Regions from separate parts of the Mus musculus genome. Here regions 1, 2, 3 and 4 are each linked to region 5. The links are chromatin loops, found by intact Hi-C in ENCODE. Cell type or tissue: left cerebral cortex. All regions are shown on one strand. Each heading gives the region's core, and the rest is flanking DNA. Links, peaks and the distances in the headings are about the cores only.

Region 1 (6,388 bases), core at 783-5,782, 96 kb before region 5:
CATTAAACTTTGGCTGTTCTAAACAGTCAAAGAGAACAAAGAAAAATGAAAGACTAAGCAAGACCCTTATTGGTCCACTACAATGAGATATTGGTTGGATCAAACATTAAATAAGGACAAAATCAAAATGGAAACATGTAAATTTTACTTTTGGTCCAAAATGCACAGAAACCACAGCTTATAGGAACTGTTTTACGCATGGAACATGACAAGATATGAAGTCACCCTGCAATACTGTGATGTTTAGGTTCTGGGGTAGATGTAGCCACTGGACTCTAAGAAAGAAGGGACAATGGGTCTTGAGAACTATCTCCCAAGCAAGCATTTCCCTAGAGAAACCAAGGCAGAGAGTTTTTCTATCCAAGGATAGGGGAAACCATAGCCTTTTGTGACAGTGTGACAGGCTGGGCCCCCCTTGTGCTCCGCAAGCCAGGCAATGCCACCATCCATTGGTTCAAGCCAGATTCCTCTCTCTCCTACCTTCTGCTTACCCAGAAGCCCCTGGCTGACTCATCTCCTGCCTCTCTAAGGCCTCCCACTCTTGTCCTCAATCCAAGCTCATCCGTTCTCCCTGGACTTCAGCCATAGCCTCCTACTTGATCTCCTGGCTTGGAGCGAGTCTGGGCCCATCACATTTCTGCTCTGGGAGGCAGTCAGAGCCCTTGTTCTAAAACATTGAGCTGACGAGGCTGTTAATTGTCAGCCTTAAATCCTGTCGTCATTCATATTGCCTTAAGAATACGTCTCAGACTCTTTGGCGGGACCAACAGGCCCAGACACAGTGGGTTACTGGCTTGGTCCTTCAGTCTCTCCCCTTTCCACCAATTCTTCCCTCCCTGGTGTCTCATCTGCATGCTACACTGTTTAAATGCAACCAGTTGTTCCCAGAGGGACATGTATTCCTTGACCCTGCCATGAAGGGCTGGAACTCCTCCCTCTGCTTCAAACTCTTGCCTCTTCTCATTTTCCTTCCCTCATCCCTCCCTCTTAGGTGGGATAAAGCGATGCTCCTCTGTTGGAAATCAGGAAGAAACTGCCTGAGCACAGTGTCATCCACCCTGAAGTGGGAATCTGACCAAATTAAGCATCTAGACTTGTCATGTTTTGGATCAAACATAATGTCTTCCGTAGGCTCAAGAGTTAAAGGACTGGTACCTAGCTGATGGGTTCCTCAGAGATGATTGGACCAAGCAAGCTCTAACTTCACCAATGTATTAATGAATTGATGAAGTCATAAATCAATGGACCACTAGGAGATGAGGCTTAGTTAGGAGTAGTTCTCCAGAGGTATGCACACCTCTGTCTATCTATCTATCATATATATGATAGATAGAGAGATAGTAGATAGATAGATAGATAGATAGATAGATAGATAGATAGATAGATAGATAAGGCCAGGCAGTGATGGCCCATGCCTTTAATCCCAGCACTTGGGAGGCAGGGGCAGGTGGATTTCTGAGTTCAAGGCCAGCCTGGTCTACAGATTGAGTTCCATGACAGCCAGGGCTACACAAAGAAACCCTGTCTTGAAAAAACAAAACAAAACAAACAAACAAAAAGACAAGTAGATAGAGATAGCTCTTCAAATTCAATCTGGGACGAGCATCTCTGATTCGTTACCTTCTCTCTGCCATGCTGGCCTGGCCCATCACAAGCTCAAAGTAACAGAGCCAAGCAGCTACAGTCTGAAGCTGTGAGCCAAGATAAGTCATGTCCCCTTTAAGCTGAATTTCCCTTCTTTTCTTACTGAAAGGAAAGGTGAACCTAGGACATTTGACTAGAGTCAAAATATTGTTACTAAGCAGAGTAAGCCCTACCTCCGATGGACCTGACAGCATGGGGATCCTGCTAGAACAGAGCTCCTCTGTGTGCCCCCAACATCTTCAATGGAGGAGCATCTTCTTCTCAGAAGCCAGCACCAGCCAGAGTGGATGAAGACAATATTGATACAGACTGGGTAGTGTCTACAAGGTTCACACAACCTCTAGGCCTGGAGCTCAGGTATTCCCTCAGGCAAACTTGTCATGGCTAGTTGAAGACCACATGGGTGCAAGGGAGCAAATACTTAAAGAGACTATAGAACACGAAGTAGGTAAGGGACAGAGAGTTGGAGAACTCCAGAGGCAGGTGCACTGAGTGAGTCCTCTTCGGACAGTGAAGCACACTCTACAGAAGGCGCCTCCCCATCTGCAGAGGACTCTGTAGAGGATCCCGGAAGCAAGTGTGTGAGCCATGGCTAACACTGCCTGCAGGGTGTTCACAAAGTGAATGTAACTAGAAATAAAAACCTAAATGGGAGTTTCTGGTAGTCTGGAGGGTTGGGTATTCCCTCTTCCATCAGGACAAAGAGGACATGCCTAAAAGTAGGCGAGACGACCTTCCAGGAGCTTCCTGAAGAATGAGGTCACTCCTGGGTTTCTGGAAAACCTGAGCAGAGACATGCACAGGACCTTGCCTGTAGCTCTCTGAGAACAAAAGTCACAGGGCTTTATTAGCTTAGTGTAGACTTCATGAACCTAAGCAAGACTGACTATGACGATCTAAAATGGGTGACCTGTGGGATTGGACAGAGCTACAAAGGTGGGGAAGGGGAAGCGTGGAGATGAAAACACTTGGTTCTGCGCTCCCCTGAACTATCTGCCCAGCTCGTGCATCACACAAGTGACCTCAGAGCACTGGGGCAGCTTTCCCAGATGAACAACATGGGAGTCTATTGATGGATATAAAGCCTTTGTGAACTCATGTGGGTCTCAAGTAAGCCATGAGAGAGAGAGAGAGAGAGAGAGAGAGAGAGAGAGAGAGAGAGAGAGAGAGAGGCAGCAGCAGCAGCAGCAGCAGCAGCAAGCAAACACCAAATTGTTCCCTCACTCACACCTTGCCATCATGAACAAAAGGGACAGGCTGAGCTGGACCCTAAGGAAGTAAACGCACAATTCACTGGGGATCTAATACACCCTCCTATGGACTTGGTTTTTATTTGTTGTTGATTTCTTTGGTTTTTCAGGAAAGTGTTTTCTTTCCTTTTTTTTTAAGACAGGATCCGTTACACAGTAAAGGCTAGTCACTAATACAGTGCATCCCTCCTCCTCAGACAGTCAATCGTTCGGAATGCATGCATCCCCTGTCACACCCAGCCTATTCCATAGACTTTAATTCAGCTCTGGATTACTGTAGTGTCCAATACAACATAAATGGCTACAAGCACAGTTGTTACACTGGCTGGCTTAGGGGCTAATAACCATCAAAAAGCCTGTATACATTTGGCTCTGGTGAATCTTTAAACTATATTTGGTCAATGGCTGGTTCAGTCTGAGGATGCAGACGCTGTAGGTATGAAGGGATAGCTGCATTTACCACTCTGCCCTGGGACCACTCTTTAGTCAACATTGGAGTCTTGAGAGATGGGTACTGGCTTGAGGGGAGGGAAGGGGAAGCCACAGCTAGCCAGCCAGCCAGAGGAATTCTGCTCTGAGGGCTTGGGGATCTGTCCGTTCTTTCTGGTGAGGGTTGTTGATTCTGGGCACAGACTCAAGAACTGGAAAATGTCAGGCTTTGCTCTGCAAGTCCCTCTGTGATGGGGAGACGCATGTGGAGAGAATACAAATGGGGAACGCTCCAGGCAACAGAATGAAGCCACCAGCCACTCTCCAGGCCTTTAGAGAGACAGAGAAAGAGCTGTGGGGACACATTAGTTCTAGTGGTTTCCGCCTCAAGGAGGGAACACATGGCCTCGCTGTGCACATGAACACTGCAGTATTTCCCTTCACCACAGTCGCCTGTGTTGCCATTTTTATCGACAGATGTGTATATGTGTCTATATGTATAGCGTGTGTCTGTGTGTCTATACATGTAGTGTGTTTGTGTGTGTAGTGTGTATTTGTGTGTGGTGTGTGTGTGTGTGTGTGTCTGTTTATCTGTGTCGCTGTGTGTGTGAACTCTGGAGAACAAAACTCCCAAGTCACAGTTGTCAGCAGGATCATACTCCCAAATACCCCAAGGTAGGATCTTTCATTGCTCTTCCAACACTGGTGACTCCGGGCTCTGGACTGTGGCTTTATCACTATACTCTCCACCTCTCTGTCTACACAGCCTTCTCCTCTGCATGTCTACACTTTCTCTTCTACCTCGTGTAAGATCACTTATGGTTGAATTTAGGGATTACTAGAATAATCAAGAATTATGTCACTGTGAGATTTATAACTTACATCTGAAGGACCTTTTCTCCAAATAAAATTATCCTTATTGTGGGGTACTCATTGTGGGTACATCTTTGCAGGGAGGTTGCCATTCAGAAAGCAAAACATACGTGACAGCATGATGAGAGTCCAGAGTCAGGAGAACCAAACCAAGCTTTATGGGAAAATCCTTTTGTAGAAGTCTGAGACCCGCTTCTCCCTCTCTGCACAAGATGACTGGTAACAGCATGCACTGCCACTCTTTGGGTTTTTGGCAGGGGTCAGCTGCAGTCTGCAGATAAAGAGGACAGAGTTGGTGCTCTCCCGAGACAGAAGCATCTATGTTTGCAGAGACAGCCAGCCCTTCTCCTCCAAACGGGAAAATCCATTGTAAGGAGCTTGGGACCCGTGTCTCCTAGAGCAGTTCCTTGAGTGAGCACCACACTCTAGAGAGCACGTGAAAGTACTGTCGATGTTTAGAAAGGCTTCATGGGCACTAAGCCTTCTTACCATCAATGCTGCCACTGAGAAGTGCCAAATTCTAACAGTGCTTGGGTTCCCTTTGTGGCTGCAACCCTATCATGAGTTTCTACTGTACACCAAACATGAACTCCCTCCCAAACTAGGAGATGCCACTGTGCTAAGAATCCCTCCCACAGCCTCTGGAAGCCTCATTTTCTGTTATTGTATTTATTTTGAAGTTAGGTTTTATTTACATATTTCTTTTGGGGACAGGGAATATGCAGAGGGCATACCTGAGGGAGTTGGTTTTCAACTTCCTCCATGTGGGTCCTCAGAATCAAACCTGGGTTGTCGGGCAGTGGGTGTCTTTACCCACTGGGCAATCTTGCTCGTCCGTCCTTCCTTTTGTTTATACGGAACAATGTTTATTCTTTTGCAGTTCTGAGAAATTATGGAGCTATTGTGTCAGCCCTCACTTTTCTTCATTTTAAGTTTGGTGATATATTCCCTTTCTTTAATATTTGAGTTCATCCAGTTGGTCTTGGTTTCTATCCTTGTCTTATTATTATTATTATTTTTATTATTACTTTAAAATTTTTATTTTATTTATATGAGTACACGTCTGCACTCTTCAGACACACCAGAAGAGGGCATCAGATTCCATTACAGATGGTTGTGAGCCACCATGTGGTTGCTGGGAATTTAACTCAGGACCTCCCGAAGAGCAGGTGGTGCTCTCAACAGCTGAGCCATCTCTCCATCCCTTTTCTTCATTTTACATAGAAACAGCAACACCTCCCCATACTTGTCCAGAAAATCATATGAGTACAACCGCTTTCTCAATATCACATGGCCAGGGATGGATATACTTCAGGGCTCATACCCAGATTCATGCGATTCTAAAACCAGTGAGCTTAACTGACCTATGTTTTCCCCCACTGGTGTAACTTTGTACAACAAGGAACAATTTCTGCCAGTGAGAGACTTTTGCTCTCTCAGGCATGAGCTTCTTGTCCTTCAGAGTCTTCATCTGTGCGTACTTAATAGACCTTTTAGAAAGCTCAGGGCTTGGACTTCAGGAGGTGTGGCCAATGTCAGCCAATGATTCTGGCGTTCTGTTTTTAGAAGCCCCAGTTTCAGGGCCAAGGTCAGGTGGTGCCTTCTACCAGCCTTAGATAAATGAAGGCAGGATGTTAGGCATCAGGCTGGTCTTCCTCCTGTATTTATGGAAACCCTGCTAGGGAAGGGGCCGCTCCAGGGAGGTTTAAACTCCCTGGAAGGTGTGAGCATAAACAAAGGAATCTAAAGCCAAGTATTAGGTGAAGTGCAGACCATTAACAATAGGGTATCCTGAGAAGGCAAAAGCCAGGGGATATGACTGTTCAAATCCCCACTCAGGGCCACGCTAGCGGTCAGGGTGGGATGCTGACCTGATCTTAAAGGAGCTAGTCATCTTCCTGAAGGCTGGGGTTGAGCTGAAATCCTATTTTCTTTAGCCAAGGTTCTGAGTCAAGGATCTGAGCCAGGGAGGTAGTTGGTAAAACACTTTCCTCATAAACACGGGGAAGACCTGAGTTCGTCTCTAGAATCCAGAGAGAGAGGGGAGCAGAGGGCACCTGGTTAGGTGTTTGTAATCTCAGCGCTGGGGAGATGGGAGCAGGTAGATCCCTGGGACTTCCTGGTTCTCCACCCTAAAATACTTGACAAGTTAAGGCTATTAAAAGACCCTGTATCCCCCACACACACAAAAA
Region 2 (6,388 bases), core at 600-5,599, 50 kb before region 5:
TCCAGAGAAGCCTGGGAGAAAAACACATGTGGGGGGAAAAGGCCTGGGTGGAAGATAAATAGCCATGTCCTGGCATGAAGTCTAACTCTGTGCAAACTTCTCAGCTATGTCTGTCTTCTGCGGCCACCCTGCTAAAACAGGAAGCCTGAAGGAACAACTCAGGAAGATGAGATTGGGGGACCCTGGGGTCGGGGGGGGGGGGTGGAGGGTGTCGGGGACTGCACAGAAGCAAAAGGAATCTGAGAAGAGGCAGCGGACTTCAGAGAAGCGTTACCTCACGAGAGAAAGCACCTGAAGATGATGAGGGGCTACAGCGCCAGGAAAATGAGGGACGCTCCCACATGTTTTAGAGTAGCTTGCCTCTGACATCTATCCACCATCATGGGATACACCTAACTTCAAAAAGGACTCCATGCATCCCCACCTAGGCATGAAGAACCTGCCACAGCTTAACACACCTTATCTGGTACCTGTCTGAAAGCACTCCCTGGGCCTATCTATGCCTTTGTTCTGGGCTATCTCACAGCTATCGGGGCTCCAGGAAAGCTATGCCTTTGCCTCTTGGCTATAGCTTTGCCTCTTGGCTAGCCCCTAGATAGAAGTAAACTTTTCTCTTTTTTTATTTTTATTTTTTTCTATTTTTAATTTTCAGAATCCAGGAAAACCCATCAAGCCAAAAATCTGGATAGGAAAACGGACCACAGACGTATGGCCAAGGGCTTTGTTGAAGCTGTAGACACTAGTCGTAGGGAATACAAAAGAAAGCAGAATCATACATACATCATTTGAACGTAGCCATATGCGCTGAGTTTCCTATGTTGCATATTGATTAAGAAGGAAGTGCCATACAGTCTAGAAATTCATGACAAACGCATTGGCAAAAACCATACACCATCAGGATGACAAGGCTAGAGGGGACAAGGCTAACGAAGACCACCCCCAGGGTGACTTTCTTAGACACCAGTAAGTAGATCCCTAAGGGCAAGGAGCTGAAGTACAGCAAACCTAGCAGCCACACTAACACCCGGATGGACGTCTGAAAGAGCAAGGAGGTGCAGTTCCACACCGTCCAGTTATGGGACACGGTGGTGACAGAGTCGAAACTGGCTGGCCTGTAGAATTCTACCACGGGGGTGGAGCTGAGTGATGGAGAGCTCTCTCTCTGCACCTCCATGATGGTGATAACCAAGCAATTAGAGGACGTGTGGGAAGGGCTGACAAGGGAAGCCAGCCTCTTGGGAGTGAGCAACAGCTCAGTGGGGTTCTCAGGCAGGCATTTCTTCCCTTTGCCCCCACAGGTCAAGTTTACAAGGATGTTGTTGTCATCGGGCAGGCTGCTGACTTCGTCATCCGGCAGACAGGTCTCAAACCTGCAGAAGGGACAGACGATGACCCCCTGGGGAGAGTCCCCAAAGTCTATGATCTTGTAGAGGCATTTGGCGCAGACCCTGTGACAACACTCCAGAACCTTGGGCTTCCTCTGCTTCAGGTTGTACCGATTGTAACAGATCTTACACTCGAGCTCATCCGAGGCCTGAGACTCCGCAGGCTCTTCCAGCGGCTGGCTGGCCATCTTGAGTTAGAGATGCAATCCTTTGTAGGTGCGCCTGGCTAAGCAGTGACTTGGATTAAAGGATCCCTCTGAACATCACATCATCTGAGTCAGGCAAGGAGACTGGGAGGGCTGGAAAAGACGGGAAAGAATCCAGAAGTCTTTTGAACATTTTCAGCTCCTGCTTGGTGCCGTCTCTGACAGGTTTGTTTTTTTTAAAAGGGCAGCTGAAGGATCTGCAAAGAAAAAAAAAAAAACAAAACAAAAAACAAACGAAACAGTGATTGGAATAGAGCAAACAGATCACCGAAAAGGTGTTTCTGAGAACTGCTCCATGACGTTTTCTGAGCTCCAAGGGTCAGGAGCAATAGACCTAACAGATTAAATCCCTTCCTCTTTCACCACTCTGGCCCTGGGGCAGAAAGCTGTCAATGCTTCAATCTACAAACATCAAAAGACGGAACTTAGTCCTAATATGTGTGAAGTGCACTGAGGTACACCTCAGTACCATGCACTCTACAGCTGTGTCTACTGTAGCTAGGACAGATTTATCTCTTTGAAATTTGTACCAAAGGTTGATCTCTTTGAAACATGGGACTCAGTCACAGGACCATTATAAAAAAAAAAAAAAAAAAAAAAAAAAAAACAACTAAGTACCTTCCGAGGTGCACACCTAAAAATCTTCCTACTATTGCTTACTTGTCTGTCTGTCTGTCTAACTGTTTGTGACAGTCTTACTATACAGCCCAGGCTGGGCCCAAGCTCACTACATGGCCCAAGCTGACATTGAATTCAGCAAGGCCATGACTCAGGCTCAACAGTGCTGAGATTGGGGGCCAAGCCCCACAAGCCTCACCACGCCCAGCTTCCCAAGGAAAGTTGTAAGGATGAGCATTAAGGACATGTTCTCAGGAAGCGTTTTGCTAGAGATAAGAGTGTTGGTAAGCGAAACAGATGGTTTCCGTTTCTCTGTTTTGCAAATGCCCTTCCTGTTTGACTAGATTTTCGTTTCAATGACAGTCTTGTGCATACACGTCTATACAAAGTAGGATAAAAATGCAAACTTTTAATATAGGCACTCTAAACACATCCAAATCCTAAGAGAGAGAAGTGAGCATGGAAAATGCATACTATCTCTCTCTCTCTCCCTCTCTCTCTCTCTCTCTCTCTCTCTCTCTCTCTCTCTCTCTCTCTCTCTCTCTCTCACACACTCATACACACTCACACACATGCACCAGAAACACAGAAAGTCATTCATAGGTGGATATCAGGAAATACTCACTATTCACCATCACACCTACTGTGTGTCATGGAAATCCTCCATATAGTCTCACTATTCACCATTGCACCTACTGTGTGTCATGTAAATTCTCAGGGTCTAGGGTAAGCAGAAGGCACAGTGCAATCTGCAGGCCTGATGTTAGCAACAGTGACATTACTGACCTATGGACAAAGGGCAGAAGGCTTATTCACACGCACAGTGGGTCACCTATAGTGAGCATCCGTGAAAGAGAACAGCGGTGTGGAAAATCACCAAACCGGTCTCCTTAGCTTTAATATGTGGTATTTGGGGAGTAGATCTGCCTTGAGTTACACTGCGCTTGGAAAGTCTGGAAATGAATTTGAATTTCTGAGCACACCGCTCGGAGCAACATAGCAGAAGGCTGTCACACCATTTCTGGGGCGAGACAGCAACTGTCTGCAATTCAAAACATGCTATGGATCGCACCGCCCTTACGGGAAGGGGCAACAGAGAACTAATTAAACTCTCGCAGTTTTCAAAATCAAGAGCACATACTGCCATTTTTTCTTAGTTATGAATTTTCCTAATTCTCAAGTGACTTCCTATTCTACAGGACTGTACAGTGGGCGTCAGCGGCAAGCAGTGTGCTTGGGGCAGGGCCAATCAATGGGCTCTGGTGACGAGCCAAAAATTACAGATAGCCTTTTTTCATCTCTGTTCAAAATTGGCCTCTAGGATTTTTTTTCTGTCAAGCATGGGGTTTGGGGATCAAATGTGTGTTTATCATTTAAACGAACCAGGAGCTTTGAGGCTTCTGAACTGGTGTGAGCAATAGTAAACTGTGCTCTTGAAAAGTTACATGGAGCTTGGCTGCCATCCCATAGCCTGACTTTGCCATCTTCAGAGTTGGCTCTCTAATCACTTTCCCACCTGTAATATGGCGACGATCCAATTCAAATTTTTGGTTTCTTCTTGGGTCAAATTTGGACACATATCTGATTTAAAAAAAAAGAAAAGAAAAAGGCTTGTTCGTCTGGGTTTGCAAAGTCTTTGTCCAGTAGTTGACCAGGTTGTCTTCACTGTCTTCCTGTTGACCCCTGAACCTTCAAACAGGTCCCTTCCTCATTCACACTTGCTTACTTTGTCCCTTTTCTTATTGAGCACACAGACTTACACTGGCTGCATCTTGCCGATCTGAGAGCTAGCTACATAGGGTCCCTGTCTTGTTGGGTTTGTTTCCCTCACTTCAGCTTTTTGCTGCACTGTCTCCTCTAATTTACCTTAGTGTGGGTTGCCATTTCTTTTTCTCATTTCATGCTAAAAATACTCCGTGGTCATTTAAAGGTGTGCCGAGGTGGCGACTTCCCACTGTCTACAGCTTTCACTTTCTAGAGCCTGTTGTGGGCATTTAGACAGCCTGACATTTGATCTTCTTACTGCTGGTGCTCTGTGTGGTCAGGGTTCCACTATGTAGCCCTTGCTGCCCTGGAACTCACTATGTAGACCAGGCTAGCGTCCAACTCACCAAGATCCACCCATCACTGTCTCCCCAGTGCTGGAATTAAAGGTGTGCCCCACCATGCCTGGCTCATTTGACTTTTGATTTATCCTTTGATATTATTTCAGTTATCTCATTTATAAGTAGTAAAAAGCTTTCATCACCTTCTTTTATTTATTTCTATTAATGGATTATGATCAGAGAAGAGAACTCCAAAGACCTCTTCCCCTTTGAATTTGCTGTTCTGTGTAGCCAAGTGTGTGCTTAAATTTTCTAAGACTTCCAGAAACAAATGTTCTATATTCAAGAGACATCAGGCTTGGCATAGGTATTAAACATAACTTTGTACCTATTGCTTATCATCTTCACAGTGGATAGGAGATTTTAGAGGTAAGTAGACAGGGTATATTAAAGTGTCTGGCAGGATCATATTTTGTATCTCTAACAGCTTTGCTTTACAGATTCCATGGGATATTTCTTTATGTAAAAGTTCCACTTGCCTTCTTCCTCTACTCTTCCTCTTTACCCTTGAGAATATCATTCTTTAACCCATTGACTACTTTATCTCAAGCACTGCCTCATCTACCCTGCATTGCTCATTCCACTGGCTCCATTTATCTGGGATCACTGTCTAGCCTACTGTATTCAACTTTGATCATTTTATTTCAAGTGTGTGTGTGTGTGTGAGAGAGAGAGAGAGACAGACAGACAGACAGACAGACAAACAGAGACACACACACACAGAGATACAGAGAGAGACAGAGAGAGTATGTGTGTACATTTGTGAGAACATGTGAGATAGTATGTGTGTGTTTGTGAATGTGTACCTATGTGAATGTGTGTGTGCCTGTGTGTGTGTTGTATGTACGTGAGAGAGTATGAGAGAGTATTGTGAGTGTGTGTACATGAGTGTGTGTGTGTGTGTGTGTGTGTGTGTGTGTGTGTGTGTTTGACCTAAGGCCTTCACATGCTGGACAAATGCTCTATACTGAGCCACTGCCCTGGCCCCACTTTTTTTTTTTTTTTTTTTTTTAAAGATTTATTTATTTATTATTATATGTAAGTACACTGTAGCTGTCTTCAGACACACCAGAAGAGGGAGTCAGATCTTGTTACGGATGGTTGTGAGCCACCATGTGGTTGCTGGGATTTGAACTCTGGACCTTCGGAAGAGCAGTCGGGTGCTCTTACCCACTGAGCCATCTCACCAGCCCCCTGGCCCCACTTTTTAAAACACTCTATTTTGACCCAGGATTCCACGAGGTTATTCAAACTTCCCTTTAACTCGCTCCTTAGCCAGACCAGTCTTACACTCATAATTCTGCCCAAGCTGCTGTAGTCACATGCTGGCACTGCCAAGACCACTTTGGGATGTGCTTTTTAACTCAGTCAAACTGTCTCAAAATAAAAATAAATAAATAAAACGTATTACTTTTCTTCATTTACTTGTGTACACACACACACACAAATGTATACATGTAACACTACTTTTTAAAAGACAAGATCATAAGTTTGGGAGGTAGGAGGACATGAAAGAAGTTGAAAGGAAAGGGAGAGATGAGAGGGACATAGATGCAGTGTTCATATATAAAGTTTCAAAAAAATAAATTACCAAAATAAGAACCTAGATATGACCCTGCAGTGTAATGGTTAGCACTCTGGACTTTGGATTCAGTGGTCTGAGTTCAAACCTCAGTGGATCCTGTAATTTCCTTGCTGATATCTTCCCTTGCTGTGAGGGCTATGTTCTGGGGAACAAGCCATTCCTTAGTATTCTGTTCTTGGATATTTTTGTCATAAAGTGAGTAACAAGATGCCTACATTCTTACGCAACAACTGGTAATCCCAGGAGGGGAACAGCCGGCTGTGTGCAGCATTGCATGCAGCATGTACAGTGTGTACAGCGTGTGCAGCATGTAGTGTGCAGCATGTGCAACATATGCAGTGGTGTACAGCATGTACGGCATGTGCAGTGTGTAGCATGTACAGTATACAGCATGTATGTGTAACATGTACAATGTGCAGCATGTGCAGTGTATGCCACATGTGTGGTTGTTTGCAGCATGTGCAGTGTGTGCAGCATGTGCAGCATATG
Region 3 (6,388 bases), core at 404-5,403, 69 kb before region 5:
AAATCTTCCTTCCATAGCTAAGTAACGTCTTCAACAGCAGGAGAAAGGAGGCAGTAAGGTTTGAGATGCACAGACACGGCGAACAGGAACATACATCCCTTGCTGTGTTCACACAAATGCCCGGAGGACAAAAGAAATGGAGGCTCCTTGAAAGACACATGGAAAGTAATGGCTGATACAAAGAAAAGACAACCCAAATCATGCCCAATTCCTCAGTGACAACCAACCACGTCTAACAGTGGCCCTAGATCATCCCAGACCTTTTTCTGTGGGTTTTTCCCCCCTACTGTAGAATTGTGCCAAGTATATAAATTAATTTCCTGACTGTTTTCCTTGTAATATTAATTTTTAAAAATCCCCACGATTACCAGAGAAGCCCCACAGAGAAGATCTGCTCCTAATTAGTTGTTTTGTCTTTGTCTCCCTGAGATAGATGCCTCTGTTCCCAGGTCTCACTGTGCTCTGATGAGGTAGGGATTGTCCTGGTTGGCTGAGCTTTGCCTGGCTAGTTTTAAATCTCGAAGGGCCATCCAGGGACATAGTGATGGTTCAGAGGGCAAAAAAACTACCACGTGAGAAAGCATTTCCATAGGGTGGGGGTGGGGATGGGGATGGGGATGGAGTGCTGGCAGCTGGCAAATGCAGCAGAGAGGGAGAGAGCAGAAATATTATTGAGACAATCAAATTAACTGCTGCTCTAAAAGCCAGATTATACTTCTATTATCTACAAGCCAAACAAAGAATCTCTTACTAAGCACAGGCTGGGGCCAGCTAGCTCTCTGTGGTACTAATGAAACACGTGGGTAGGGAGAGGCAGAAGAGATGGCTGATTTTAAGAGTATTTATAAAGGGCCTAAGTTTGGTTCCCTGCACCCACATTAGGTAACTCATAGTTCCAGGAGATCCAATGTCCTCTTTCTGTCCTCTAAAGGCAACTGAACGTACATTTGGATAGTAACACACGCAAACGCACACACATGGGCATGCGTGTTTGAACAAATAAAAATAAATCTTAAAAGGTAAAAGTGACTTCAAGTTAACAAAAGGGGCTGGGGGGTGCTGAAGAAATTACTCAGCAGTTCAGAGAAGTTACTGCTCTTGCAAAGGACCCTTGTTTGGGTCCCAGCCCCACATGGTGGCTCACAACCATCAAACCATTTGTAATTCTGGTTTCAGGAGATCCAGTGACCTCTGTGGGTTCCTGTGTGCATAGGAGTGGGGGCACACATATAAAGGTAAATATTTACACATAAATAAAAGACATGTAAATAAATCTTTTAAAAGAGGGAGACAGACAGACAGAAGAACTTCTGGAAGGCATTCACAGTCAGATAAACGATGTGTTCACTCTCTTTAAGGCCAGAGAATATGAGATAGCAGAGTTACGTGAGCAATGAATGAAAGTGACTAAGGAAGATTGAGGAAAAGTGTCAACTCTAATTAAACTTTTATAGCTCTCTGAACAACTGAATGACAGCATTAGAAGGCATTATGGATTGCTTTGTGTCCCCTAAAAATTAGTATATTGAAGATCTAACTCCTAGCGCTTACTATGAAAAGGGTTGCTCCCAGTCTAATTAGGACACGGTGATTCTGAGTTAGGGGAGCACTAGTCCAACAGTTCCCTGATGTGACAGGATTTTCCCTGTCCAATTAATTTAAGCATTTGTGCATCAGGAGGCCTGTGATTGGACAGGGAAAATGGGGGTGGAGCTAAGAGTTGCAGAGACAGGGAGCAACACAGGAAGAGGGGAGAAGGAAGCAAGATGGAGGACGATCAGGATGATTCCGAATGGTTTTCAATAGCCACAGGTAGATATAATATCATACAGGGAAAGAATAATTGGGGGTAACTTGTCCAATCTAGGTGGGCAGCTTGTACCATTATCAATTAGCCCTAAATCTATTGTGTGGGCATCTTGTATATTGAGAATTTATTGGTGTATAACTCTGGCTGATTAATTATAAGTGTCTAGAGTTTTGTTTTACAGTTACTGGAGTATAGGACCACCAACCACAGGGGATTTATGACTAAGAAGGTATGGGTGGCACTGAGACAAGAGAACCGGAGCTGGCAAGACTGCGGTCTAGGCTGCTGGGGCTAGCCTAGAGATAGAGGACTCGAGACTGCCACCAGGGCAGAGAGTAACTAGATGTAGCACGGGGGCTTGCTGGTTCTTTTTTAATATTTCCCACAACACCCTGTTATAAAAAGGGAAGATTTGGGGCACAGAGTCAGAGGCATCAGAATACTGCTGTGTAAAGACTAGAGCAATATGTCTCCAGCAAGAGGCTTCCAGAAGCTGGGAGAGGGGCCTGGTAAAGATTATTTCAGAGCCTTCAGAGGGAGTTGAGCACTCCCCACATCTCAGTTCTCAAAGCTCTCTCTATACATGGGAGAGAACAAATATGCTTCTTTTTTTATAGTAACCACAGGGAGCCAGCACAGAAGGGACCCTAGAAGCTATTTTATCCAACTTCCTATGTCACATAGATCTCTATAATGAATGAGAGGGTCACATTGACCACTTTTCTAGTTGTTTTCTGCTATTATAACAGAATACCTGACACTGGGTAATTTTGAAAGAAAAGAGGTCTTAACATCGCCTATGGGTCTGAACACTTGGCTTACAAGTTCAGTGGTTCAGTCCATTATCATCAAGGCGGGAGCATGGCAGCATCCAGGCAGGCATGATGCAGGCAGAGCTGAAGGTTCTACATCTTCATCTGAAGGCTGCTAGCAGAATACTGACTTTCAGGCAGCTAGGATGAGGGTCTTAAAGCCCATGCCCACAGTGACACAACTACTCCAAGAAGGCCACACCTCTAGTGACAGGAGCTCAGGGTTGTTATTTCAATTATTTTGTCATGCTTTGATGGTAGAAATGTTACCAAGGCAGGCTGCTGTTAGAGGCCACCATTTCCCCTGGAATGTTCTGATTTACATTTGATACGGAAATGGTGGAAATGAAAGTCTGTGTGCCTCTGTAGTTCAGCCACCAACCAACAGCCCATTAATTACCCAGAGGCAATAGAAAGTGCCAGCGCGCCTCCTGGAAATAAACAGCCTGTGAATCCTTGCTCTGTCACTACAAACTCAAGATGGAGCACATGCTCCACACCCTCCTGGATAGAGCAGAGCCTTCTGTCCTGCACGGGGCCTACCATGAACAAAGCGATGCTAACAGGCTGGTCCCCTGAGTCATAGGAAGTTCAGTGCTCGAGCCAGAAGCCCAGCTGCTTCCTTTCCTGAGACAAAAAAACGGCAGGAGAGGAGATGGAGCCGTGAGTCACACAGTAACACTGGAAATGGCAAAATCCCACAGGAGTCAGCGGGGCATCCAGAGACATCTTTGTTATGTTCTGCTAGGTTCCGTCTATCCTTCCAAGCAACGGTGTTTCAGAAGGGACTGGGAGCTGGAAGACTGCCATCTCCCCTGCAGGCTGGTTCAGTACTGTTACACAGACACTGACCATTACCCCAGGGAGGGAGTGACTGGTGTGATGGAACTGGGTAATCTGAAAGAGTCAGCTGCCAGGAGGTGCCTGGGTATCAACTGACTCATGGTCAGGGATCAATGCTTTGTAGAGAGATGGTAAACAGACCTCATTTCCAGAATGCCTGACTCTGGCGGGGGAGTGAAAAACTCTGTCCCTGCCTATCCTGTAAGCATGGCTGGCATCCAATCTCCAGGGTTGTCACCAGGCTTAGATTCTGTCTCTTCCCCAGTGGGTTCCATGTTCTAAGGGGATCAGTTCTCATTAGCACCGCTCACCTCTGGCCAGGTGTCTCTTACTGTCCAACCAGTGATGGGAGTATACCTCTTTCCTGCATCTCATTAGAAGTGGCCATATGGCTCGCTTGGGCTACTAAAGGACTATGGACAGAAGAAATACGTCTCACCTGTGAGCAGAATAACCCCATAACTCCTTCCAAGCAGGCAAGTCAACCTACCTGTGTCTCATACAAGTGCTATCCAGCTCAACCTTGCCTACCTTCCAGGATCAGAGAAGATGGGGCTCATCCAGGATGCTGTGGCTGTAGCTGACGCTTCTGTCTAAAAGCCTCCACTCACCTAGAACCCTTGGAAGACAGTGATAGGCAGAAATCCATAAAAATCCACAGTGGTTGTACAGAGTAAACCAGAAAGACTTGGGGGTTGAACCTCTGAGATTTGCAGTACTAAATCTCACCGGTATAACTCTATCATCTGCTATTAAAAAAAATAAGTCCCCACTTGAACCCCAGGACTGAAGACCTCCATGTGGGAACTTGAGGACAGCTTACAAGAGGGGATTCACTCTTTCAACCATGTAGGTCCCAGGAATCAAATTAATCTCTTAACTGTAATCCCCTATAAAATCAAAACCATCAGGCTTAGCAGCAAGAGCCTTTACCACTGATACATCCTTCACCACCCAAAGGATGCGAGCAGATAGCGTTCTGACCTCAGAGTCCAGCAGTTCTGACCTCAGAGTCCAGCAGTTCTGACCTCAGAGTCCAGCAGGATTTCTTTTTAAAGTTTGTAAGACTGAAAAGCATAAAGAGAAAAACTGAACCAGAACAAAAATGTTTCACAATCAACATCACAAATTGGAGCAACAAGCCACAGACTGGAAGGTATCTGAACATGTCTGACAAGACCCAAGTACAGAATTCACATTGCGTATTCTGCAGAACAAACAGAAAGCAAACCAAACCAGGGGATATGACAGCACTGTCTTCGGGTTTTTTTGCTGTGCAGAGATACCATGACCATGGCAACTCTTATAAAAAAAATTTTTAATTGGGGCTGTGTCTTAGTCAGGGTTTCTATTCCTGCACAAACATCATGACCAAGAAGCAAGTTGGGGAGGAAAGGGTTTATTCGGCTTACACTTCCATGCTGCTGTTCATCACTAAAGGAAGTCAGGACTGGAACTCAAGCAGGTCAGGGAGCAGGAGCTGATGCAGAGGCCATGGAGGGATGTTCTTTACTGGCTTGCTTCCCCTGGCTTGCTCAGCCTGCTCTCTTATAAAACCCAAGACTACCAGCCCAGAGATGGTTCCACCCACAAGGGGCCTTTCCCCCTTGATCACTAATTGAGAAAATGCTTTACAGTTGGATCTCATGGAGCATTTCCTCAACTGAAGCTCCTTTCTCTGTGATAACTCCAGCTGTGTCAAGTTGACACAAAACTAGCCAGTACAGGCTGGCTTACAGTTTTAGAGATTTAGTCCATTATCATCATAGCATGAAGCATGGTGGCACACAGGTAGACATCATGTTGCAGAAGGAGAAGGAGACTATGTGCCACACTGAGATTATGTGTCACACTGGGCATAGCTTGAGCCTCGGACCTCAAAGCCTGCCCCCACAGTGACATACTTCCTCCAAAAAGGCCACACATACTCCCAACAAGGCCACACCTTCTAATAGTGCCACTCCCTATGGTTCAAGCATTCCAAAACATGAGTCTATGGAGGTCATATTTATTGAAACCATCACAAACACATACACTGAAAAACTGCTGAAGGTATGTTGTAGCTGTGGACACACAGACTAGAGCAAGTATGAAATATTACAGACATCTACAAAGCAATTGGGCCAAACTGAGTGAATTCTACAACACGTAAACCTCTCAACTACAAAATCATTTTTCTTTACACCGTGTTTCCTAAAGGAACCCCGAGAGAGTGCATAAGGCCTGTAATCGGGACATCTTTCTTGTCTTTAATGGCAAACCATCAGGAGTAATTTAAATGGCCATCAGCAACACGTACCACAGAATACTACACAGTCCCTGTTGTCAACATAGATAAATCTCAAAACAAGCGAAGACAAGAAAATAATGTCACAGCAAGTCACAGCAGGTATACTATGTCCCATTTATACAATGTTAGAAACATGGACACTTCAGTAGATACAGATGAATGAGAACAGCATGTATGAAGAGATGATTAGATTCATTCTCTCTAGAGAGAAAGGGCAGCTCATTCAGGAGTACAGTGTTCATTACCAGGGAACACTCACATAGCACAACTTTAGGTTGGACCGAGGCTTTGTATGGCTGGGAGGTGGATTCATCACGCTGTTCTTCTTCAGTCATTCACACATCAGTCTTCTCTGACAACAGCCCCTGCACATGCTCAGAAGTGTACTTCACCAGTCTTTGACATCTTTTAACACAGTCAGATCCACAGCTAAGATCACCATCGCAGCCCAAACCAGTATAAAACTGCCTTCTAAGGAGGCACAGACCTGTTCAGATTGGGATCTGTTGATTTGTTTTAAATGTATTATTGGAGAAGGAACAGCGTAGCCAGTTACACAGTGATCTGGGGTCATCTTGCTGTTGAACTTGGGAAGTCATAAGTGGGGGAGAAAGTCTCAGTGGAAAAGTACAG
Region 4 (6,388 bases), core at 801-5,800, 110 kb before region 5:
CCCTGGTACCTTACCTTCTATACCACAAGGGATGTGCACCCTGCACTGCGAGCAGAAATAAACCTTTCCCCAGTTGGGCTTTTTCTTGGTCACAGCAATGAGAAAACTCATGAGTCTAGCAAGAAAAGAGAGCTAACCTGCCTACTAGGAGGTGCACACAGCAGAGCCTGGGTCTATTCGCTGTTCTCAGAGTAGAGAACAGTGGCAGCAAATAATAGGTGTTTAATGTATGCTAAACACACTGCATGGTAATAAGTAGTTTTTACCTTTCATAGATGCAGTGAGGACTGAATCTTTAAATGTATGTACTGTTTTACAGACTCGAGGTTTTTATGACTTTATTCATCACATTCTCTAAAGAACATATTGTTTGGGATTCATCTTTTCATTCCTCTGTCAAATTTCTCCTTCTAACCAGGAGCATCTCTGCAGACGTGAGCTGTCTACACAGCCACGATAGCAAGAGCTATCAGGCCATGGCACCCTGTACTCTTTCAGAAGCGCTGGCTCACTCTGCAGGTCCTCTGGTCTCTGTGACTCTGCATCCTCACCTCGAAACACAGTGGCTCATGGTTGGGACAAAGTGTATGCTCAGAGAGAACACAGGGACATATGATCACTTAATTTATTTTCAATGATGTGTACCAGGCCAGTGGGACTGGGCCAGCTGAGCTACCACCCTTGAAGTTCAGAGGCAAACACAAAATGTGGATGTGTTTCTGGTGGATGAATGAACCTGCTTTGTGGTGCAGCATTGAGCAGGTGAAGGGGGGGGGGGGAACGGAAGGGAGGGGGAGGGGGAGGGGAAGGGGAAGGGACGAAGAAACCTTTGTGGGCTAATCTAGGAAACTGCTGTTTTCTCAACCATTTCCTTAAGCATTTAAACACAACTCAGGAGAACAACACTGCCTGTTCCATTTTAAAACGAAATCAGAGGTGGACCTCTAATCCTAGCATTTGGGAAGTTGAAGCAGGACTATTATTGCATGCCCCAGGCCATCCTGGGCTACATAGGAAGTTCAGGGTCAACATGGCTCATAGCAAAATCCTGAATCAAAATCAAGGAAGGAAAGAAGGAAGGAAGGAAGAGAGGGAGGGAGAGAGGGAGGGAGGGAGGGAGGGAGGGAAAGAGGAAGGCAAGCCCATTCAATTAGCTAAGTCTAAATGCATCGTCTATGTCATGGTGAATACTGGTTAGCCTTCAGAGATTCAAATCCTGCTCTACTTATCTTTGTTTACTTCCCAATTTGTTGAAGTCTTTGTTGAATTAACTAAAGAATACAGCATAAAAAATTAATTTAAGTCCAGTGAGGTAAGGTCCCTGTAACCAACCATATGTCTATTAACAAGCACACTTCTGGGCTCTGTCTGTCTCCAAGTGGGAGGACCACACGAGAGCGATCCACATGGCCTGGCCCAGAGGTCATGTGATGTTTTCTTCAGGCACAGTGCCACCCTCTGCCTCTCCCCCACTCCATTGCTGGCAGCTCCCCATGCTCTCTCCCACTGAAGTGTCCCCTATGTGTCGAAGACGTTCTTGGCAGGGCCTCCAACCAGAGGAAAAGTTGGCCCTTGTGAAAGATCTATATTAGCTTTCCGGAGAAACAGAGATGTCTGACCGATGGAGAGACCACAGAGACAGCCAGTAATTAATCTTCACGGAGCTTCGGATTCTTGGCACAAGCTTCACGAGCTGGCATTCAGTGTGCATGTTGACAGGACTCCCTGATTCCTCCACACGTTGGATAAAAGGTAGACGACCCTAAGGTGAGAGCAATTAGCACAGTCTACAGCCCGGATCTGCGGGATCCTGAGCACAGGACTTCAAAAGGCCTCAGGTTCCCCAGAGCAGGTGCCGAACAGCAGGAAGGTCAGTACCTGAGCAGACATGGGGATGTCTCTTTCATCAGGTGGCAGAGCCATCTCCCAGCTGACTGTGTGGGGGAAAAGCTACCGTTTGGCTTTAGCATAATAAAGTCCCTTTACTCCTGTATCTTGTGTGTAGTCTTGGGTGGGGAAGGCAGCCAGTGATCAGGGTTCATCCATCTCTTTAATTCTATTCCCTGTCCCAGACCCAGAAAACGGAACTCACAGGAGACAGGACATCGGATCTTTACAGGTGACCCTTATCTCCTAGGCCTATCTGCAAGTACTTCACAGTAGAATAGGCGGGCCAAGATCCCTTAGAGAACAGGGGATGCTGGGACTAGTGACCCAGAACAGGTATATGGTTGGATGTTAAGTCAAAGATGGCGCCTGAGTTCCCAAGGCATTGCTTCCCAATCACATATTATTAGATTAATGTGTTTAGGCTCAAAGGGTTTATCCATTTCATGTGTGTGCTTATGAATGAATGTGCATGTGTGCACCACATGCATGCATGCATGCATGAGGCCTTAAAGATCAGTCAGAAAGAGGCATCAATGGATATGCTGGATCCCGAGGACAGATGGCTGTCAGCTACCACCTGGATTCTGGAACTGAACCTGGGTCTCCTGGAAGGGAAGTAAATCGAGTTTGTTTGTTTGTTTGTTTGTTTTTACCTGCTCAGTCATCTCCTTGGCCACTACAATTAAAAACGTAACAAAACAACACCCATTTCATCTTTTCACCCATTTTTCTAAAAAAGCAAGATTTTCTAGCGTGATGTCGACATAAGCTGTAGACCCAGGTGAGCGCTGAGTACCCACTGATTATCTATGAATGTGGGTCATTATTTTGTCTTTCTTCAGGGAAGTCATTGGGGGCAGGGTCTGTGTTCTGACCACTAGAGGGCAGCTAAGAGCAAGACACGGGTCTGAGATGCAGCATTTAGGAGGAATGACCTCAGGCAGAGCAGAAACAGCCCAGCCCTTGTCAGGTGAGCGAGCCATACACTTCCTCACACACTTCTGAGTAGCCTTTTATTACTAAGTTGACATTATGCCATAAGAACCCGATATGCTAACATAAGAATGCTATGTGAGAACGGAATTCTGAGCAGAGACTTGGTAGTCAAGCTTAAGAGAAGATAGAGATCAGTATGGAAACAAAACCAACACAATTCTCTCGGGGCTTATCTGTGAAGCGGAATAAATCATTCCCCTGCAGAAATCAGAATTCAGTTGCGTCTCACAGCCTGAAGAGAGTTCATTTTGAGCGTGTTCCTGGCTGACCCATCTTACTGAACCACCTGGCGATTTGACCCATGAATCCCTCAGCTGTTGTGGGTGTGCTATGGGTTCCATCATGGTTGTAGTTGGAAAAGCTGATTTTTCACAGGCAGGGAAACTGTTTTTTTTTTCTTTTAACCACCTCTAATCTCCAACAATTAGCCTATGGTGGTCATTTTTGCATTGCTCTAACACACACCCTACGACAGCGATTCTCAACCTTCCTAATGTTCCTCATGTTGTGGTGACCACCCCTCCAACCATAAAATTATTTTTGTTGCTACTTTCACAACTATAGTTTTGCTACTGTTGTGGATCGTAATGTAAATATTTGTGTTTTCCAATGGTCTTAGGCAACTCCTATGGAAGGATCATTCAACCCTGCAAAGAGGTCAGGACCCACAGGTTGAGAACCCCCTGCTCTAAGGTGTCATCTCTCCATCGTTTCAATGTCCCTGCGGTAACTGAGGAGCCTGAGTATCTTCCCAGGCATCTTCACTGGCCTGCCCTTTTCTTGGTGCAAACTGAGTGAATCCCTCAATGGTGGGCACTACCACCTCTCTCCCAGGGTTTCTGCTAGGGGCTTACAGGACCGCAGATGTTGAAAATAAACAAAACAAAACAAAACAACAACAAACCCCACATAGCCTACGTCCACACCAACAATGTTTTTCAAGTACTTGAGTACTTTCTATTGTCCCTGGGCAATGTCACAACAATGGAATTTAAGCATCTTAATTGGCTCTGGGTTTAATTTCAGAATCAAAAAAAAAAAAAAAAATAGGATGTCTGGTTCAATAACCTGAGAAGAGGTTGGCTTAATAGACAGAAATAAAGAACCAGAAAAAAAGCTGATCGTTTCAAAGTCACCGTCCTTTGTAAGGTGGGACAAGGGGACAGAATAACAAGAACAGAGAGACTGGATAACAGGGTTATTTCAGGCCACGTCTTTGTGTATGGATTAAAATTAAAACCAATGTAAATTCATCAGCATGCGGATTGAAACTGACCTGTTTCGGATAGTTGGCTCTTATCTCTCATTTTCCTTGAGAGGTCGGATAAACAGCTTAGTTTCAGCTTGATGATGAAGGCCTTGGGCATGAGTGATTCCATTTTAAATTATAACCCGGTGTGAAGTGGGGGGGAGGGCCTAGGGAAGGAGCTGAGCTCATAGCAATGGCCTCCTGGGATTTCCGCTTAGCATTCTGTGCTGGGTTCTAGCATCTGCACATTATTTATGTTCCCCTCTCCACAACCTAGTTAACAAGGTGGGGACTCATGCCCGTACCATTTTTGATAGGATAGAGACTCAGAGAGTGAAGTCAGGAGAAAGCTTGGGCCTGCGCGGATAGCTCCGCCAGGAAAACACTTGCCATGGAAGCTGGATGACCCGAGTCAGAGCCCCAGAACTGGCATTAACAAGCTCGGTGTGTTTGGGCAGGCAGAGCTCCATGGGTTCAAGGACAGCCTGGTCTACATAGTGAGTTCAAGGACAGCCAGAGCTAAACAGTTTATTCTTGGGAATAAAAAAATAAATAAATAAGCTGGGTGTGGTGACCTTTGCTCATAATCCCAACTCTAGGAGGCAGAGATGCAAGGATCCCTGGAGCACGCTGGCCAGCCTAGGCTACTACACAGTGAGACCAGGCTAGTGAGATGCTCTGCCTCAAGAAGAAAGACAAATGGTTCCTAAGGAACCTGGGTCTCCACACATGCCTGCCCTCTCTCTCTCTCTCTCTTTCTCTTTCTCTCTCTCTCTCTCTCTCTCTCTCTCTCTCTCTCTCTCTCTCTCTCACACACACACACACACACACACACACACACACACACACACACACACACACAGAGCAAGAGAGAGAAGGAAGAGGGAGAGCCTGAGTAAGCCCTCTAGCTTCGCTGGCTTTTATCACCAGTTTCAGAAATGATATAAACAAGACACTCTTACTAGCTTTGCTATAGACACCTTGTGGGTTAAAAATGGGGTCCCGAGTCCGGCCTGGGGCTCGGGCCTCTCAGGAAGGCAGAGTGTGGGAAGTTTGCACACCCCACACCATCGCTAGGTGGCTGTGAGAAGCCGCAGGACCCCGCTCCGGGGGTGGGAAAGGCACAGGCTGGGGTCCCTGCAAACCTGCTGGAATTGGCTCGGAGTCCCGGGACCACTTTGAGGCTAGGGATGGCAGGTTCTCGCTCTTGGGCACCACAGATGCCACTGGATGTCAGTAAGAGCTGAGAACAGAGTGGAGACCCACGGGGCTGGCTCTGGCCTGGGCCGAAGGGACACGGGCAGGAGGAGAGAGCTCTGGCAGGTTCCAATGGGGAAGAGAGTCTTTGGCTGGTACTGCCAAAGGCTTGGGTTGGTGGAAGCCATGGCTGAGAACGCAGGGAGGCCTCCCGCAGGAGGTTAGACACACAGCTCGTTAGAGAAGGACCTGCTCCATTGCTCCAGCACAGCAGATTCCGATAAGGAGAGACAGTCCATGTTTTTAAGGTGTTTATTATAGAAAGATAGAGAGTGTGAGAGTAGGGGAGTGGAGGCCAGCCATGGCCACGGGGGAGAGGGGGGGGGAGTGCAGAGAAGGGGGAGCAAGGGAGGGAGAGGCAAGAGTGAGAGAGTAAGAGCAAGAGAGGGAGGAGGGGGCAAACAGCCCCTTTTATAGTGGGTCAGCCTACCTGGCTGTTACCAGGTAACTGTGGGGAGGAGCTTACCTAGCTGTTGCCAGGCAACTGTGGGGGTGGAGTCCAGACAGAATACCAGGAGCTTGGGGTATTGCCCTATAAGACTGATGTCCATACACCTCTCTGAGGAGAGCTGTGGGAGGCTGTAGCTATGACAGGAGCCAGGGGCCCAGGAGGCATGTTCGAACATCTGCTGTCCCTTGTAGGTGATAAGTTACCTGCCACATCTCCAGGGTTCAAAGCCTGCGCGCTCGACTGCAGACCAGGCTGCCTATGCATAGCTCACCACCCCACAACACCTCTGAGTTATTGCATACAAAGGCAACAGTTGACCAAGTTGGTTTTTCAGGAGCATGGAAGTAGCTCAAACCAGTTTAAACAGCCAACTACCTACCTGGGCCAGTATCAAATGAGTGACAGAATTCTACCACCAGAGAAGACTAATCACTAGGCTTTGTAGACATGGGTCCTGTGAAGGGCCATGATGTAGACTTACATGTGCATGGACTAGCCTCAAATTCACAATGTAGCCCAGCCTGGCTTTGAGTTCATGCCAATCC
Region 5 (6,388 bases), core at 964-5,963:
TGCAATGCTCAAGGTGTACACCAAATGCAAATTTTAGTCAGAGTGGGAAAGTGGGTCTCAGCCACCAGGACCAGCACCCCTGGTGTGACTGTGTCTAGCCTCAGAAACCCTAGGAAAATGACCTTGGTTAATTGCCAGGGAATCTGAACCATGTAGTATTACAATGGTGTTTAGAGGCACCAGAGTTTCCTCCCTGCTGCCTGAACACTGTGCCCAAAGGGCACCTGCTGTGAGTGGACCTCCTTCTCACCCACTAGACACTCACCACCCAGTTCCTGGGCCCTTTGACTGAGTTAAAGGGAAGAAAGGGAAACCTGGCATAAGACACTCGAGGATGTGTGTGACAGAAGTGACAGAAGTACACCAACAGAAGCCCAAATGCTTCTGTCCACCACAGCACCACGGCAGACATCCAAAATGAAGAATAAGGATTGTAACGTAGTTTCTCATTAATGCGCACCATCACGCACTGAGTTCCAACATTTTTCTGGTTGAACTACAAATTAGCCAAGTCACATTTTAAAAAGAAGTTCTGAGCGTATAAATGGCTTTTTTAAAATCAGTATGGAGTTAAGTGGTAACTTTTCCCCTAAAACAAACAATCAAACAAACAAAAAATAACCAGGGCAGCACAGTAAACCATGGGAGTAGACTGTTGCAACATGGTGAACCAAAAAACATAAAATCAAAGAAATAATCAGAGTATGTGTAAAATGAATATTCTTCAACCAAAGAGCTCTAATAGCTTCATCAATAAGAAGTTCTTTGGTCCACATTTGTTAACTGTGTCTGAATATGTACTAAGTGCTACATGTAGCTAGAAAATAAAAGAAATCAGTCATTTTGTTTGAACTACACTTCTATCTCAAAAATATAAACATACACGTTTTCCACCCAGCACTTAAGAGTTTGCAGTATGGCTTTAAATTGTTGTATCTTTCCATCACTTCAAACACAAAACTGGAATATACCCACAATCATTTTTCTACCTAATCAGTCATTACTAATAATCTATGCCACCAAATACCCCTTCCTGCCACCATGGCCAGTCTCTTTCCACCTGTTCTCTGCACAGCAGCTATGATCAATACCTGCCGTGCTCAGCAGGTCAGGAAATGATACCTTATATTTATAGCATCTTGCCTCGAGGTCTCAGGGTTGCCTTCTCTCCAGCCACATATTGAAGCCTAAGTGTCTGAGTAATGAAGTCATTAAGAACCGATCGTCCTTCAGCAATGTGATTTTATAAATGCTACCACACATTGCACTGGATGCAATTGTGCTATCACAGTGCAACCAGAAATTGCAAGAGAATGATGGTCCAGAAACAGGAAAGGGAGGGAGGCTAAGTGGCTTTAGACTGCCAGGCAGGATTTAAGGTTACAGACAACTGACACTCAACAGCACGACAGTAACAACAATTTAAAGTTAAAATTCCTTGGCTTGCTTTGGTGTCTTTGAATATATTTGATACACATGAAGAACAGAAATCCCAGGTGGGCCAACCATACCATCATTTACCTGACTGTGTTTTACAACTTAGACCAAAAACTAAGGCCAGTTTTTCTTTGTAAAATTCAGACTTTTAAACCAGGATCTGCAATAAAATAACAGGCACCCTTGAGAATCTTGAAGAGATGTGACCAATCTTTCACACCTAAGGGCATACTTGCTTCCCCCAAGTGGCTGATCTGAGTCAAGTTCCAAGTCCCTAAGGTATGTTTTTTGCATTTCCTACTACAATAGTACAGCTGTCCCCTTACCCATGGTGGCTTTAGCCCTGGTGGTAACTCAAGAGTCCAGGAAGCCAGTGATATATGTAATAGTGAGACCACGTTTCTGTAAGCCACCTAATACAGTTAAGCAGTCAGTGCATTCAATCTGTAGCTGTTTATTTCTGTTTACTTGTTTTATTTTGGAAGGAAGAAAAAGAAAATGGTGCTGTTTGAAGACGCCAAACTATTGAATCTTGTACCTGCAAACAGGAGCCCTTATCTTGCCATCGTAACACTAAGCAGCTCTATGCTTCAACACTCTAATTGTGAGCCACAACTGCCCAGGCTAGAATTCCCAGTGTGGGTTTCATATAGCTACACGTACAGAGTCCTTGTACTTGAATGTTAGGATTGCTGACAAAGAGCTAAATAAAGCTGCACTCCTGGTACCTTAGAAAGAACTCAAATTGTATTTTTAGTACCAAGCAACTACATTCTGTGACTATGTAATGCGCCTTCGGTTTTTTGATGGTCTGACTGCCTCTCGGGCTGAAATGAGAAAAAGCTGATGATTCTCCTCCTCTGCTTCTCTTCTCCACCCCGCTCTACTTCATTCGAATCAGGCTAGTGTTTCATTGCCTTCATCAAGGAGTATTTAGTACAGCATCTGTGAGCCGCGCAGCAGGTAAAAACTCGGTTTCAAAACAACTGTGGAAATAATCTGAAAATTACTGCAGTGTAAATCCTTTAGTTTCCAATACAGGCTTATAATGAAGTGGCATTACTCAAAATTGTTGGCACATGAGAACAAGCTTAGGAACCCAGCAATCAGCAAGCTAACAGGTGTTGGAATCCCAAGGGGGTTGGGGGATATTAAATAATCACTCTGGGATGGCACCTCCTGTAGCTACAATACCCAGAATTCTAATCAAGTTAACCACAACTCAAAATAATCAGTATTACTGTTTCATTAACTATAATATGAGCTAACAAAAACAAAATAGAGTTCCTTTCATTCCATAAAACGTTCTCTAACCTACTTAAACATGATTTTTCTAAGTTGAGTTATACAACTTAATCAGGCGGGTAATTTTCCAGTTATCAACACAGCATCTGTCCCCAATTAATAAAATAACATCTGCACATGTATAATATCCTTAACTGATCACCTGTAACCCGGAAAAGCATGTTTTCTTTCTCTCATAATAGTACATATCATTTCTAGTGCTCTCCCCCCCCAAAAAAGTCTTCACTATCACATTTAAAAATTTTGTGTGTGTGTGTGTGTCTGCAACAAACTATCACGAAATGATCTGCTGGCTTGTGGCCACTGAAAGGGACTGGTACCCACAACTTAAGCAGTTTCCTATCAGGTATCCCAATGCCCTTGGCAACTGCATCTCAGTCCTTGCCAGCACACATAAACACTGATGCAAACACTGCCTGGACACCTGCCTCCGAGGATGCTTTGGATGGCTCCCTTGCATAAAAACACAAGGCATTTTCCACTTGCCTAGAGCGTGAACACAATATCTTCCCAAAACAATAGCAACGATGTCTGTGCCAAGTATCTCCCCAACAAGGTACTGGTCCAGCTAACAGCTCTAGAAAGGCTAGAAACGAGCCCGAGCACTCTTTCCCACCATGCAGTTCCAGATTCAGATCCAAAACCCAGAGGAACTCCAGATACCACTTCTAAATGCGTGGACCACAAGCGTCAGAAGGAGCTGACTTTTCAAAGATTTGTGTTAAATTTAAAAAAGAAGAAGAAGAAAGAAAGAAAGAAAAAGAAAGAAAGAAACCTCTCATTTGCTCCTTGCACCTCCTATCCTATTCTGTAAGGAATTAACCATGAAACACAAAAGTCCTGGGGTAATTTTGTTTCCTTCTTTTCCTCCTAAAGGCGAAGGAGAGAGGTGGAAGGAAAAAGAGACACCTGGCAGGTGGGTATGGCTCGGCCCGCCCCTCAACTTGGTCGGGACAGATCAGGCGGTGTCGAGGGCTCTGCGCCCGGAGCGCGGCCCGAAGTTTGCTACGGGTGCTGGGCTCCCGGGGCTCCGGGAGGCCGTGACGGTGGGTGGCATCAGGGTAGCCCCGCAGGGCATCCGGTGCACACCCCGCAGCGGCTGGACCCCGCGCTCGGGGGACCCTTCCTGGGCCGCGCGGACTGGCGCGCGCCTTACCTGACCAGCGGCGGGGGCCGTGGGAGGACGGACTGGAGGATCGATGGGAGGATCGAGAGCCACTCCGGCGGCGGCGCCAGGGATTGAGGGAGGCGCGGCGGAGGAGGAGCTCGGGAGCCGCGGGCGGGCGGGCCGCTTTGTCTCTACGGCGCACAGCCGACCCTACGTCACCATGGCAACCGCCACTGCCGGGGCCGGCCGAGAGCCTGAACCCCTAAGGCACCACGGTCCGGGACCCCGCCAGCCCTGAGACCCACGCCCTTCTTCTCAGCAGTTGGGTAGTGTGGAGGAGACAAGGACCCCACCCCCAAACACCCGGAGCCACTGCCAGTGTAGACACTCCCGAGTCTCAGAGTCCCTTGCCAGAGACAGGAAGGCTCCAGAGAGCCCTAAGCCCAGAGCCAAATCTTATTGCAGTGCAGGCTCTGCTTTGCTTTCTTACTCTGGACATTCCAAAGCTCTAAGGTCCCCGTCACCACCACATCTTTCTTTTATGAAGCTCTGCCCTCGAAACGGAAATTCACTTAAGGGAGAAGAAAGGACAGTACAAAGTGATAAACTATCACTTTGAGCAACTGGTACTCCGTGCTCCTGTTGCGGCTGCTGCATCAGACACCACCACCACCACCACCACCACAATCACCACCAACCAACCGCAACCTTTGCCTCTGCTGCATTTCTGGTCTCCCACAATCAAGCCAAGCACCTGCCTTGCCAGGGGCTCCCGTGGGAGGGAAAGGGAGCCTTGACTTCTGATGATAAATACGAGATGTTAAACCGCAACTTTTACACACAGGCTTCAGTGTGAATGTGAAACACTGCCACACTGCTTAGGGACGGATTACAACTGCTAAGCATCCACCATGGGCACCAAGTGACAGAGCCACCGTCTAGCTGCATACTGCCGACCTTGACCCTTAGGAAAGCAACTAGGCTCCCTTGGGAGTCTAGATAGCCTCTCCTGAGGAAATTTTTGGAGAAAGAGGGAAAAGTACCAGCAGGCCTTGGGTCATGCTTTTTTTTTTAAAGGACAGAGCTAGAGGGCAGCTCCCCTGGGTGAGTCACTCCTCTATACTATGTTTTCTTGAAAGTTCAGTGACTAAATCCAAATTCTACAGTGTCTTCCTTTGGACCTCAAGAGCAGGCCATGGACTGTCCTGGCATTTGTGAATCACCAAAGAAGTCCCATTAACATGCTAACTAACCCCCTGGAGAGCTATTGTTTTCTGGGCTTTCAAGCTGTCTGAGAAGGACACACCGAAACAACAGCATTACTGAAAAACAAAACAAACAAACAAACAAAGACGTTACCGATAGAGGAGGCTCCATGTATTAACTTATAAAAATAGAAGGTCCATTTTATGTACTAAAATGAAAGCATTTCACTCCTAAGGAAGGTTGCCTACTTTTTTTTTTTTAAATAAAAAGATCAGTAGGTGGGGGAGGGGGGGTGCACGCCTTTAATCCCAGTACTTTGGAGGCAGAGGCAGGCAGATTTCTGAGTTCCAGGCCAGCCTGGTCTACAGAGTGAGTTCCAGGACAGCCAGGGCTATACAGAGAAACTCTGTCTGGAAAAACCAAATAAATAAATAAATAAATAAATAAATAAATAAATAAATAAATAAAAGATCAGTGCTTCCAGATGAAGTCAAGAGAACGAAATCTTTCTGTCACGCCATTAAGTCATTTGAAGATATGTATCAAAACTCAAAGTGCATGTATGTTTCTCCCAGCTATCTGAATCTAAGAAATGTTACACAGAAACCCATGAATAGATAATGAGAGCTATGCAAGAGTGCAACATACCCCCACTTTTCTACCAGCAAAAATTTAAAACAAAGTATATGTGGACCAACAGTGATCTGGTTAAATTAATTTGGTACGGTTGCACTGTACCAAATGTTGCCACTAAGAATAAATTTAAAAATAAAATAAATTAAAAATAATAAAACATACAATAAATACATATTCAACTTCCTGTTGAAAGAACAATGTTGTGGACACCTGCAGTACAGCGCCATAGTTTTTGTGAGATTGTATTGCAGTTGCTGTTTTTATTGAGTGACTATTATTCTCTTTTCCATCATCAAAAACCTCAAATACATGATGTGTAAAAAATACAAGCGGGGCTGGTGAGATGGCTCAGTGGGTTGGAGCACCCGACTGCTCTTCCGAAGGTCCAGAGTTCAGGTCCCGGCAACCACATGGTGGCTCACAACCATCCATAACGGGATCTGACTCCCTCTTCTGGAGTGTCTGAAGACAGCTACAATGTACTTACATATAATAAATAAATAAATCTTTAAAAAAAAAAAAAAAAGAAGAGAGGAGAAAGAGAAGCAACATCAGAGGGAGCTATACAGAGAGAGGGGGATGCAGTTTAAAAAAAAAAAAATACAAGCGTAGCGTGAACCTAGTCTGTATAAAGTTTCTCCATAGCTATCTAAAATAGAGAGTTCTGTGGTCTGGGGGTAAAGTTCCCCACCCCTA

What was found. Peaks named below come from ENCODE experiments on the same cell type or tissue, not always from the same donor. Only the 100,000 strongest peaks of a DNase experiment are listed, where the experiment ranks them.
Region 1: a loop joins it to region 5, with 1.9 times the contacts of the local background. A loop is called at or near these places in 4 of 42 quality-filtered maps.
Region 2: a loop joins it to region 5, with 2.2 times the contacts of the local background. A loop is called at or near these places in 2 of 42 quality-filtered maps.
Region 3: it touches region 5 in a loop (2.1-fold over the local background); 2 of 42 quality-filtered maps call a loop at or near these places.
Region 4: it touches region 5 in a loop (2.8-fold over the local background); 5 of 42 quality-filtered maps call a loop at or near these places.

What each region holds. Positions count from the first base shown.
Region 1 is chr13:43,709,110-43,715,497 of GRCm38, reverse strand. No RefSeq gene overlaps it. Among named protein-coding and RNA genes, the nearest start is that of Gm20751, 4.5 kb to the left of the region's middle. In left cerebral cortex, for the core only: no CTCF peak of the experiment used is centred there; a DNase peak (open chromatin) is centred at 3,562.
Region 2 is chr13:43,663,160-43,669,547 of GRCm38, reverse strand. Rnf182 (ring finger protein 182) reads right to left here. Exons shown (of 2, transcript NM_183204.4): 2 at 1-1,788. The coding sequence starts at 1,573. The coding sequence ends at 830. Among named protein-coding and RNA genes, the nearest start is that of Gm52070, 40 kb to the left of the region's middle. In left cerebral cortex, for the core only: no CTCF peak of the experiment used is centred there; a DNase peak (open chromatin) is centred at 3,224.
Region 3 is chr13:43,681,688-43,688,075 of GRCm38, reverse strand. It overlaps Gm52070 (a long non-coding RNA gene), which reads left to right. Exons shown (of 3, transcript XR_003950720.1): 3 at 1-568. Among named protein-coding and RNA genes, the nearest start is that of Gm52070, 22 kb to the left of the region's middle. In left cerebral cortex, for the core only: CTCF peaks have their summits at 3,121 and 3,348; a DNase peak (open chromatin) is centred at 3,232.
Region 4 is chr13:43,722,320-43,728,707 of GRCm38, reverse strand. No RefSeq gene overlaps it. Among named protein-coding and RNA genes, the nearest start is that of Gm20751, 8.7 kb to the right of the region's middle. In left cerebral cortex, for the core only: a CTCF peak has its summit at 2,758 (motif pointing right); DNase peaks (open chromatin) are centred at 1,499, 1,996, 2,782 and 3,035.
Region 5 is chr13:43,613,578-43,619,965 of GRCm38, reverse strand. Rnf182 (ring finger protein 182) reads right to left here and starts at 4,169. Exons shown (of 2, transcript NM_183204.4): 1 at 3,899-4,169. In left cerebral cortex, for the core only: no CTCF peak of the experiment used is centred there; DNase peaks (open chromatin) are centred at 2,229, 3,341 and 4,067; H3K4me3 peaks cover 2,104 bases; H3K27ac peaks cover 1,011 bases.